Linked DNA regions of Homo sapiens: region 1 is linked to region 2. A link is an interaction called in ENCODE POLR2A ChIA-PET data of the cell type or tissue named here. Cell type or tissue: GM12878. All regions are shown on one strand.

Region 1 (5,000 bases), 98 kb before region 2:
CTTTGTTTTTGACTGTGTGGTACACTTAGGACCACTCAGAAAGAATTCATTTTAGTGGACACACACCACAGGTTAAACCAGCATGGGCAGCCCCTCCAGGAACATGGGGACCTGGTGACTTATCAGACAGAGTGAGAGACCTTGTTAGAAAAGAAATTGTGGCTGGGCACAGTAGCTCACGCCTGCAATCCCAGCAGTTTGGGAGGCCGAGGTGGATGGATCACCTGAGGTCAGGGGTTAGTCTCTACTAAAAATACAAAATACCCCGTCTCTACTAAAAATATAAAATTAGCCAAGCATGGTGGCTCATGCCTGTAGTCGCAACTACTAGGGAGGATGAGGCAGAAGAATCGCTTGAACCTGGGAGGCGGAGGTTGCAGTGAGCCGAGATGGTGCCATTGCACTCCAACCTGGCCAACAAGAGCGAAACTCCATCTCAAAAAAAAGAAAAGAAATTGTTTTGCTAACTAGCCTGATTTCATCATTTCACCATATATACATTATCAAAACATCATGTTGCACCCCATAAACATATGCAATTATTATCTGTCAATTAAAAATGAAATAAACTTTTTTAAAAGGAAAGAAAAAAAGAATTTAAAAACAAGAAATTTTTTTTTCTTTTTTTTTTTTTTTTTGAGACAGAGTCTTGCTCTGTAGCCAGGCTGGAGTGCAGTGGCGCAGTCTCGGCTCACTGCAACCTCCGCCTCCCGGGTTAAGCGATTCTCCTGCCTCAGTCTCCCGCGTAGCTGGGACTACAGGCACGTGCCACCACATCCAGCTAATTTTTGTATTTTTAGCAGAGACAGGGTTTCACCATGTTGGCCAGGATGGTCTCAATCTCCTGACCTTGTGATCCACCCACCTCGGCCTCCCAAAGTGCTGGGATTACAGGTGTGAGCCACCGTACCCGGCCCTAGAAACAAGAAAAATTGTTCACTGGTTGGATACACGATGGAGGAAGCAAGGGAAATTGGCCTCATGACTAGTTGCATTTACTTAGCAAATGAAGTCACCATCTCAGAGTAAAACATTCCACACTTAAGCTGACCCTTAAGTTCTGGTCTGATGGCTAAAAGCATGGTGGTATCCTTCATAGAACAGGGGAGGCGAGGAAAGCACAGGGAAAGGTATTCTGCTTGAGAAGATAGGAAAACACACACATAGAAAGTGTCCTGGAGTTCTAGCAAAGGGGGCGAACTGAACACAGATGTCAAATCTAGACCCCTCTCAAAGCCCTACTGAAACTGCAGCAAAGAGATTGTTTTAAGAAGATGGAGAGAATGGGGGAAGAGGTGACAAAAAAATTTTCATAAAGTGGAGAATAAAGGTTGAGCCATAACAGACGGGTGACTTGATGAAGACAATCCTAAACCAACTCGGCGGGGAAGCTAAGAACCTATGCTATTTATACTGCCGAGTTCCCAAAGTGCAGGTATTGGCGGTAATAAGGACTTCTGGAAGTAGAGGTGAATTGATTTTCTTGGGGAAGAAGGAACAGTTAAAAGAAGAATTGGTTGAAAATTGTTAACCCTACATCTCCTGACCACATTCCTAGCCACGAGTGGCCACCCTTCCCATCCTGGCAGGAAACTGGATGTTAAAGGGTTAAAACAGAAGGTTTCTGGTCTGAGAATACAAAGCACAGTTGAGAACCTACCAAACATAGAGGAAGTAAGTAAAAAGATGCATTCTGAATGCTGAGACCCAGGCTTCTTTCCACACAGCTCCTGGAAAGCTGACAGTTGGGCCTTACCAGCCAGCTAAGAGAGTAGAGGGGTCTTCTTTGGAGAAACTGAGCAGCCTAAGATGACCTAAATAAAGTTACTGACAGGCCGGGTGCAGTGGCTCACACCTGTAATCCTAGCACTTTGGGAGGCCAAGGTGGGTGGATCACCCGAGGTCAGGAGTTTGAGACCAGCATGGCCAATATGGTCAAACCCTGTCTCTACTAAAAATACAAAATTTAGCCGGGCATGGTAACATGTGCCTGTAATCCCAGCTACTTGGGAGACTGAGGCAGGAGAACTGCTTGAACCCAGGAGGTGGAGGTTGCAGTGAGCCGAAATCACGCCACTGCACTCCAGCCTGGGTGACAGAGTGAGACTCCATCTCAAAAACTAAAATAAAAATAAAATCAATCAATCAATCAATAAAGTTACTGACAGGTCCTCTTCCCCACAACGCTCCCACCCAGCCAACAAGCCCCCTTCAAACACTCAGACCTTCCAAGCAGCCTTTGAGTCCCTCACCCTCTTACATGAATAGAGACAGCCAGAGACTACTAGACACCTTAGGAAAATCATTCAAATGGAAAAGAGATCTAAACAGAAAAAAACAACTTGCAGCAAACACCGTTGAAGGTAAAAAAAAAAAAAAGGCCGGGCGCGGTGGCTCACGCCTATAATCCCAGCACTTTGGGAGGCCGAGGCGGGCGGATCACGAGGTCAGGAGATCGAGACCATCCCGGCTAAAACGGTGAAACCCCGTCTCTACTAAAAATACAAAAAATTAGCCGGGCGTAGTGGCGGGCGCCTGTAGTCCCAGCTACTTGGGAGGCTGAGGCAGGAGAATGGCGTGAACCCGGGAGGCGGAGCTTGCAGTGAGCCGAGATCCCGCCACTGCACTCCAGCCTGGGCGACAAAGCGAGACTCCGTCTCAAAAAAAAAAAAAAAAAAAAACTTTAAAAACTCAGTCTCAGAGATAAGAAGAGACAGTACATCAATAAACTAAAAGCAGGATGTTATATAAAAGAATACCCAGAACAAGAACAACAAAACAAGCTCTTGCAAATGAAAAACCTGATAGCAAAAATGAAAAGCTCAGTAGAAGGACTGAAAAAGAAAGAATAAGAAATGGACCAGATAGGCCAAGCACAGTGGCTCAATGCCTGTAATCCCAGCACCCTGGGAGGCTGAGGAGGAAGGATTGCTGAGGCCAGGAGTTCAAGACGAGCAACACAGTGAGACTCCTACCTCTACAAAAAGTGTTTTAAAACTTAGCCAGGCATGGTGGTGCATGTCTGGAGTCCCAGATACTCCCAGGAGGCTGAGGCAGGAGGATCACTTGAAGCCAGGAGTTTGAGGCTGCAGTGCGCTATGAACACGCCACTACACTCCAGCCTGAGTGACAGAGCAAGATTCTATCTCTAAAAAATAAAATAAAAATAGGTCGGGCGTGGTGGCTCACGCCTGTAATCCCAACACTTTGGGAGGCCGAGGCGGGCAGATCACTTAAGGTCAGGAGTTCGAGACCAGCCTGGCCAACATGGTGAAACCCCGTCTCTACTAAAAAATTAGCCGGGCATGATGACGTGCGCCTGTAATCCCAGCTACTCGGGAGGCTGAGGCAGAAGAATTGCTTGAACCCAGGAGGCAGAGATTGCAGTGAGCCAAGATCGCGCCACTGCACTCCAGGCTGGGCAACAGAGCGAGAATCTGTCTCCAAAAAAAAAAAAAAAGATATCAGAGGCAGGGCTCCACCAAATGAAGAAGTAAACCAAGAAAGTGATTAGGGGAGACAGGCATCAGAAGAGAAAGGAAGTCTCTAGGATGACAGTGAAGGAGGTCACACAGATGGCTGAGAACCAGCCACGGAGGAACACTCATCTAGATTAGATTAAATCAGATTGGAAGGCTCTAGGAGTCATATCTCCAAGAAGACAAAACTCAGTGAATTCTTAAGGCAAAAAGAAGATACTGATAGGGTAGAGTTGAAAGTTGAAACAACAATAAACACATAGAAATATACACACCCCAAAAAGCCGTTATTTATGTCAGGAGAGACAAAAGTTGTAAAATAAAGGAAAAGCAATCGTGTTTGATGATGTGGCTCTGCTCGAATGGTGGACACTGCTTTAACGCTATACACACTGAATGCTGAACTAAACAAAGCAATGAAAGAGGATAGGGAAGATGTAGGATGGGAGGTATACCTATAGGGGGGTGGGTTGAGGAAGGAAAAAAGGGCTAAATCCTCATCTTGAGAGGTCAATAGATACCAATACTTAAAACTAAAAAACCACAAAAGAGCAAAAGGAGCGTAATGTTTGGAGATACAGAGGAAAATTTCTTTAAAATCAGCTAAAATTTCTGAATGACTACCCATGACCATTCACACTGGCTCATGCCCAGTGCTCGTGTCTGTGGCCATGCAGTCAGCTCATTCACCAAGAGAGACTGTATACAGCATGAAATGAAAACTTTTTCACCATAAATCCTCTACAACCATTGGGGAAAAAGTCAAAGAAGGCAGCTTAACAATCTCATAACAGTTACATCCTTGAATGCTAAGGAGAATACATTATTTTTTAAAGCGTGCAGTAACTATCAGTCAAGAAGGAATTTCATCGCTACCTCCTCCCTATGATTTTCTTTCCCCTTCATAGTTATTCCTCTGACCGCCCAGCACTCAACAATAAAACTAAAAATGGAATTAGGTAATTACTATCTATAACCCAGGAAAAAATTTTTTAAAAACCATAGTATACTAAAAGAACACTTCAGCTCAGTCTAGGTCTGTGAAGCCATCTGAGGGGCAATATGGTCTAATTCTAAAGTGGAATCAAGTACAAGCAGAATATCTGAGCAAAAGGAACATAATAGCTAATTCAGAACACTTTCCACTTCTTTTTGAAACAGACGTTCACCATATTTCAATTTCAAATACTACATTATGTCTCCTAAAACATGAGATATATTCCTTTTTGAGGACTTATAATAAAAATGTTTCAGCTGGGCGCAGTGGCTCACACCTGTAATCTCAGCACTTTGGGAGGCCGAGGTAGGCAGATCACGAGGTCAGGAAATCAAGACCAGCCTGGCCAACATGATGAAACCTTGTCTCTACTAAAATTACAAAAATTAGCTGGGCATGGTGGCACGCACTTGTAGTCCCAGCTACTCGGGCGGCTGAGGCAGGAAAATTGCTTGAACCAGGGAGGCAGAGGTTGCAGTGAGCCGAGATCGCACCACTGCACTCCAATCTGGGAGAGCAAGACT
Region 2 (5,000 bases):
GACTTAGTCTAAGCTCCTGCTTCATCTGACACAGTTCAGTTTTTGGACTTCCTTATTGTTACACACATTTCATCTTCAATCTCCATGAAATCTCCCAAAGATGTGGAACACAACCCCTTTTCTTTGATTATCATAATGATTCATTCATGACAAGCTGTGAGCTTATAGAGGACTTATGTTGCTGTCTGGGAGCATGGGGGATGTGTGTGCCTGTGTGTGTGTCAGTGTGTGCATTTACAGTAACATTAACAGTTGCAAATTGAATAACAGACTTTCTCTTTTTAAAGTCTTCCTCCTTCCTACCACTTTGACAGGCCTTTCTCCCTCTGCCTCTGACCTCTTTTTTTTTTTGGCTATCTCTTAGCAATAATCCCAACCCCCAAACTCACCCCAGTGAACAATTCTTCCAACTTTATTATACAGAATAATTCAATGTTCTCAATCTCATATCCTTAAACTCAGCCTCCTGCCCACCTGTGCACATCCAACTCTCAGACAACACAATGGGTCTTCTACCTAGAGTCTCATCCCTTCTCTTGCCCCTATATTTAATATTTCCCCACTGACAGGAATTATGCCAATTTCTTAAAATTCAGAGTGGTAGCAGTTTGGGTTTTAAACAAATACTTTAAAATAGAGATATAAACGAAGTGTTATGGAAGCTTTTTCTTTGCTTCCCTTCCTCCTTCCCTCTCTTTCTTCTCCTTCTTTCCTTTCTTCTTTCTCGCCTCCCTTCCTTCCTCTTCCTCTGCTATATTGTAAGCTATCTCTACACATATTTCTTAGCAGCCTTGTGGTTCTCCATGATAATACTGCTGAATTTGGACTAAAATTCAAGAAAAAGAGAGAAAACTGAAGGAAGGGTTGTAATGCACTACTGCCAGTCTGCTTACCCATGATATCCTTTGCTGTCTGGTTAAGTCTGTAACACAAACCTTCTTCTAAAGCTGGAGTGTTCATGTGGCAAGAACCAAGAACCTGGATACAGGATACTGGGAGAACGAATCATCTTCCTATCTTGCTGATAACCATCCCCTAATCCTGTTTACTCTTGGCCTTAAAAAGGAAGTCTGAACTTGAAGTTGGATTAAAAGTAAATTTTGTAGAATCATAACCTGAAACCATCCCAAATATTACGTTTTTTTTTGTTTTGTTTTGTTTTTTAAAGAACCAATCAGTCAATGATTCCCCTAAGCTTTAGGATGGTTTCCTTCTTCAAACCACTTGGCAGAAAGGCCGGTGTAGCCAGAATTGCTCTGCTAAGAAAAAAAGAGCACTTGCCTGGGCAGTAGTGATGCCATCTGATTAGCATTATGACTGGGCCTACTTTGGTTTAAAGAGGGGTTGCTGGAATCACTTTACTTTCGGAAATAAAATCAGGAAGTTTCATTCATTCCTACCTCATTTATTGAGCACCTACTTTATGTTATGTTCTTTGCAATGTGCTTAGGATACAAAAATCAAATAAAACATATTTGCCCTCAAGGAAGTTATAGCCTAGTGATGAAGGCAGTTTATAAAAAACCATATATGTAGGAATGTTGTAAATGTCTATCCATATAACTTATTATTTTTTTTTTTTTTTTGAGATGGAGTCTTGCACTGTCACCAGGCTGGAGTGCAGTGGCACAATCTCGGCTCACTGCAACCTCCGCCTCCCATGTTCAAGCGATTCTCCTGCCTCAGCCTCCCGAGTAGCTGGGACTACAGGCATGTGCCACCACACCCAGCTAATTTTTGTATTTTTAGTAGAGACACGGTTTCACCATGTTGGCCAGGATGGTCTCCATCTCTTGACCTTGTGATCCGCCTGCCTCAGCCTCCCAAAGTGCTGGGATTACAGGCATGAGCCACCGCACCTGGCCCATATAACTTTTAAAGTCTGATTTTGCCCCTTGTTTTTCCAAAGCCATTAACAACAACAACAACAACAAAATACTTAAATTGGTAAGGGCCTCTGTGTTCATTTTTGGGCCTCTCACTAATACTTAAGATGTACAGCCTAGAGGCTGGGCACAGTGGCTCATGCCTGTAATCCCAGCACTTTGGGAGGCTGAGGCGGGGGGATCACGAGGTCAGGAGATGGAGACCTTCCTGGCCAACATGGTAAAATCCCGTCTTTACTAAAAATACAAAAATTAGCTGGGTGTGGTGGCACCTGCCTGTAATCCCAGATATTCAGAAGGCTGAGGCACGAGAATCGCTTGAACTTGGGAGGCGGAGGTTGCAGTGAGCCAAGATTCTGCCACTGCACTCCAGCCTGGTGACAGAGTGAGACTCTGTCTCAAAAAAAAAAAAGTGTACAGCCTGGAGTAGACAAGAGATGGGGTTTCCCCCAACTCCCGGTCTGGTGCACTTTCCATGACACCATACCATGCTCCTCCATAAATGGTGGCTCCCAGCTCTTCACCACGTGGTTCTTCCTTTCACTATTAACAGTTCCCAAAAGGCTTGCTCATCTACAATAGCACAGCTCTGAAGGCCTTCAGTGCTGGATAGTTCAGATCCAGTCTCTTGGCACCCTTTTTAGAGGGTGTCTCAAGGAATCTTACCAAGTTTTATAATAGTAGTCATAGTACAGTATGGCTTTTGAAATAACTTATTTTTTCAGGTCTGAGCTGTAAAGCAAGCCTATATAACACCTCACTATGGCCCATTTCTCTTAACTGGCCTTCCTGTTTCCATTCTTCTATAGAATAATCTTTTAAAAATGTAACTTAGACCATGTCATGCCTTAAAACTCTCCAATGCCTATTGCTGTGCTTAGGGGAAAAAATACAGATTTCTTATATTGGTTTAAAAAACCCTTCCTGACCTGACCCTCTGGCAACCTTGGGGACTTCATCTCATACTACTTCTTGTCCCCCTGCACTCCAGACCACTACGCTGGCATTCTTTCAGTTCCGTGAACATGCCGAGCTCATTTCTGCTTTATGACTTCTTATCTTTTTTCTTAGCTGTTTCCTGAGCCAGACACGCAAAGAAGCATTAAGCAGTTACTATCTTGGCCAAGGCATTCCGGCATCAGGGGAAATGGAAGTGGAAGCACACTTAGAAAATGATGGATAGGCTTCTGGGTAAAAACAAACAAAAACAAGAAACAAACAAAAAACATCTCTTCCCTATAAGAACCACAAAGGACAATACAGGAATGACTGTGCTTCAGGCACTGAGAGTATCCATTTGCTTTGAGATACCTGCCTTCCCCTTTAGAGCAACAGTCCCCAATCTTTTTGGCACCAGGGACCAGTTTAGTGGAAAACAATCTTTCCATGGATGGGGCGGGGTGGGGGTTGGGGATGAAACTGAAACTGTTCCACCTGAGATCATCAGGCTTTCGTTAGATTCTCATAAGGACCACCGCCCACCTAGATCCCTTGCATGCGCAGTTCACATTAGGGCTCAGGCTCCTATGAGAATCTCATGCCACTGCTGATCTGACAGTAGGTGGGAGCTCAGGTGGTAATGCTCCCTCACTGGCTGCTCACCTCCTGCTGTGTGGCCCAGTTCCTAACAGGCCACGGACTAGTTCCAGTCTACAGCTGGAGGCTGGGGACTCCTGCTTTCATAGCGCCCTAACTTTCTGAAGGGAAAGGACAATGCATGTTTGTAGCTCAACTAATGAGGCTGTACAAGAGAGGCTTCCAAACCCATTCATCACCTGAGGACCTTACAGAAAGAGAGGTTCCTGACTCAAGTAAAATGTGAAAAAAGTTATGACACTTCTGATTCGAATGGAAACTTGAATACTTACTGAATATTTAATAACATTAATCATTCATTGCTGCTTAGGAATCATAAAGGCATTGTGGTGAAGTCTTTAAAAGTTTTAATCTTTTAGCAATCTATATTAAAATATTAGGGATTAAATTATATCTGAGATTTACTTCAACATAATACTAGAGACTGAAAAATGTCAGAAGAGGGGCTTTTTTTTTTTACAGGTTTCATCTGAATACATATTTATCAGATCAATATTACAGGTTATCACATTATCTACTACATACAGCTTTGCAAGACAGAAATCACAGTTTTCTGGCCAAGGTATGAAATGATTGCATTGTATATACAATGTACAAGGACAATGACAGTTTCTGGGTGATTTACTTCTAGCTGCACTTGTGGGTGTGTTTACGCGTGTCCATGTGAATCACCTGAGATTATGATATCAAAAATTTATAAGTATAAATTCGGTTATAATTTTCTTCTCAAATGCCTGTTTCTTTTCTTATCCTCATAGCACCCTAAAAAATAACATAACAAAAATTCCATTCCATAAAGGATCAGGGTCAACGTCACTGGTAACAGCTATAATCGACATCATTGGCCAGGGGTTAATGGCTGGATGAGGGATTCATTATAGTCTTCTGTCTTCCTCAGTATATGTTTGAAATTTTCCATAAGACAAATTTTTTTTAAATAGAGATTTCTGGGCCCCCAGCAGATTTTTCTCTCAATGGCTCTCCACTGCCACTACTAGGAAATTCGCCAGCAGTATTCCTCCTTACCTACCTATGCTATACAATGTATGAGTACTGGGAGGCAGGGGAAGGGTCTTGTTAATCAAAGCTCCCATCCTCTAAATATAATCCTCAGGAAGAAAGTATATGATTGGAGTAATTTATACAAGGTCTGCATTTAACAGTTAATCCAAAGAATGGATGCTTACAGTTTAAAGGAATTAAAGGAAAATCTAGAAAATCTGAAAGATCATTTCTCTCAGGGAGGAACTCTAGATTTTAGATTAAAGAAATCACACTTGAAACTGTACCTCTACAACAACTCTATCTTGCGTCACTCTGTCCCTAGCCCAGTACAATTCACCTCACTAACCCTCTGCTTCCTCAAACATGTTAAAGTTCATTTTGCCTAATGGCCTGCATTTTAGCCGTATGTTCTATTCAAGAATGCTTCTTTTCTTCTCCTTCTCCTTCTTATTTTTTTTTTATTTTTTTGAGACAGGGTCTCATTTTGTAACCCAGGCTGGAGCACAGTGACAT

Evidence for each region. Peaks named below come from ENCODE experiments on the same cell type or tissue, not always from the same donor. Only the 100,000 strongest peaks of a DNase experiment are listed, where the experiment ranks them.
Region 1: POLR2A ChIA-PET joins it to region 2 with 8 read pairs; 5 of 35 experiments call an interaction of 5 or more read pairs at or near these places.

What each region holds. Positions count from the first base shown.
Region 1 is chr6:138,668,006-138,673,005 of GRCh38, forward strand. It overlaps a transcript of NHSL1 not described here. Among named protein-coding and RNA genes, the nearest start is that of NHSL1-AS1, 21 kb to the right of the region's middle. In GM12878, no CTCF peak of the experiment used is centred here; no DNase peak of the experiment used is centred here.
Region 2 is chr6:138,766,361-138,771,360 of GRCh38, forward strand. All of the region lies in intron 1 of CCDC28A-AS1 (CCDC28A antisense RNA 1), which reads right to left. Among named protein-coding and RNA genes, the nearest start is that of CCDC28A-AS1, 4.8 kb to the right of the region's middle. RefSeq lists an enhancer at 2,326-2,385. In GM12878, no CTCF peak of the experiment used is centred here; a DNase peak (open chromatin) is centred at 2,397; H3K27ac peaks cover 670 bases.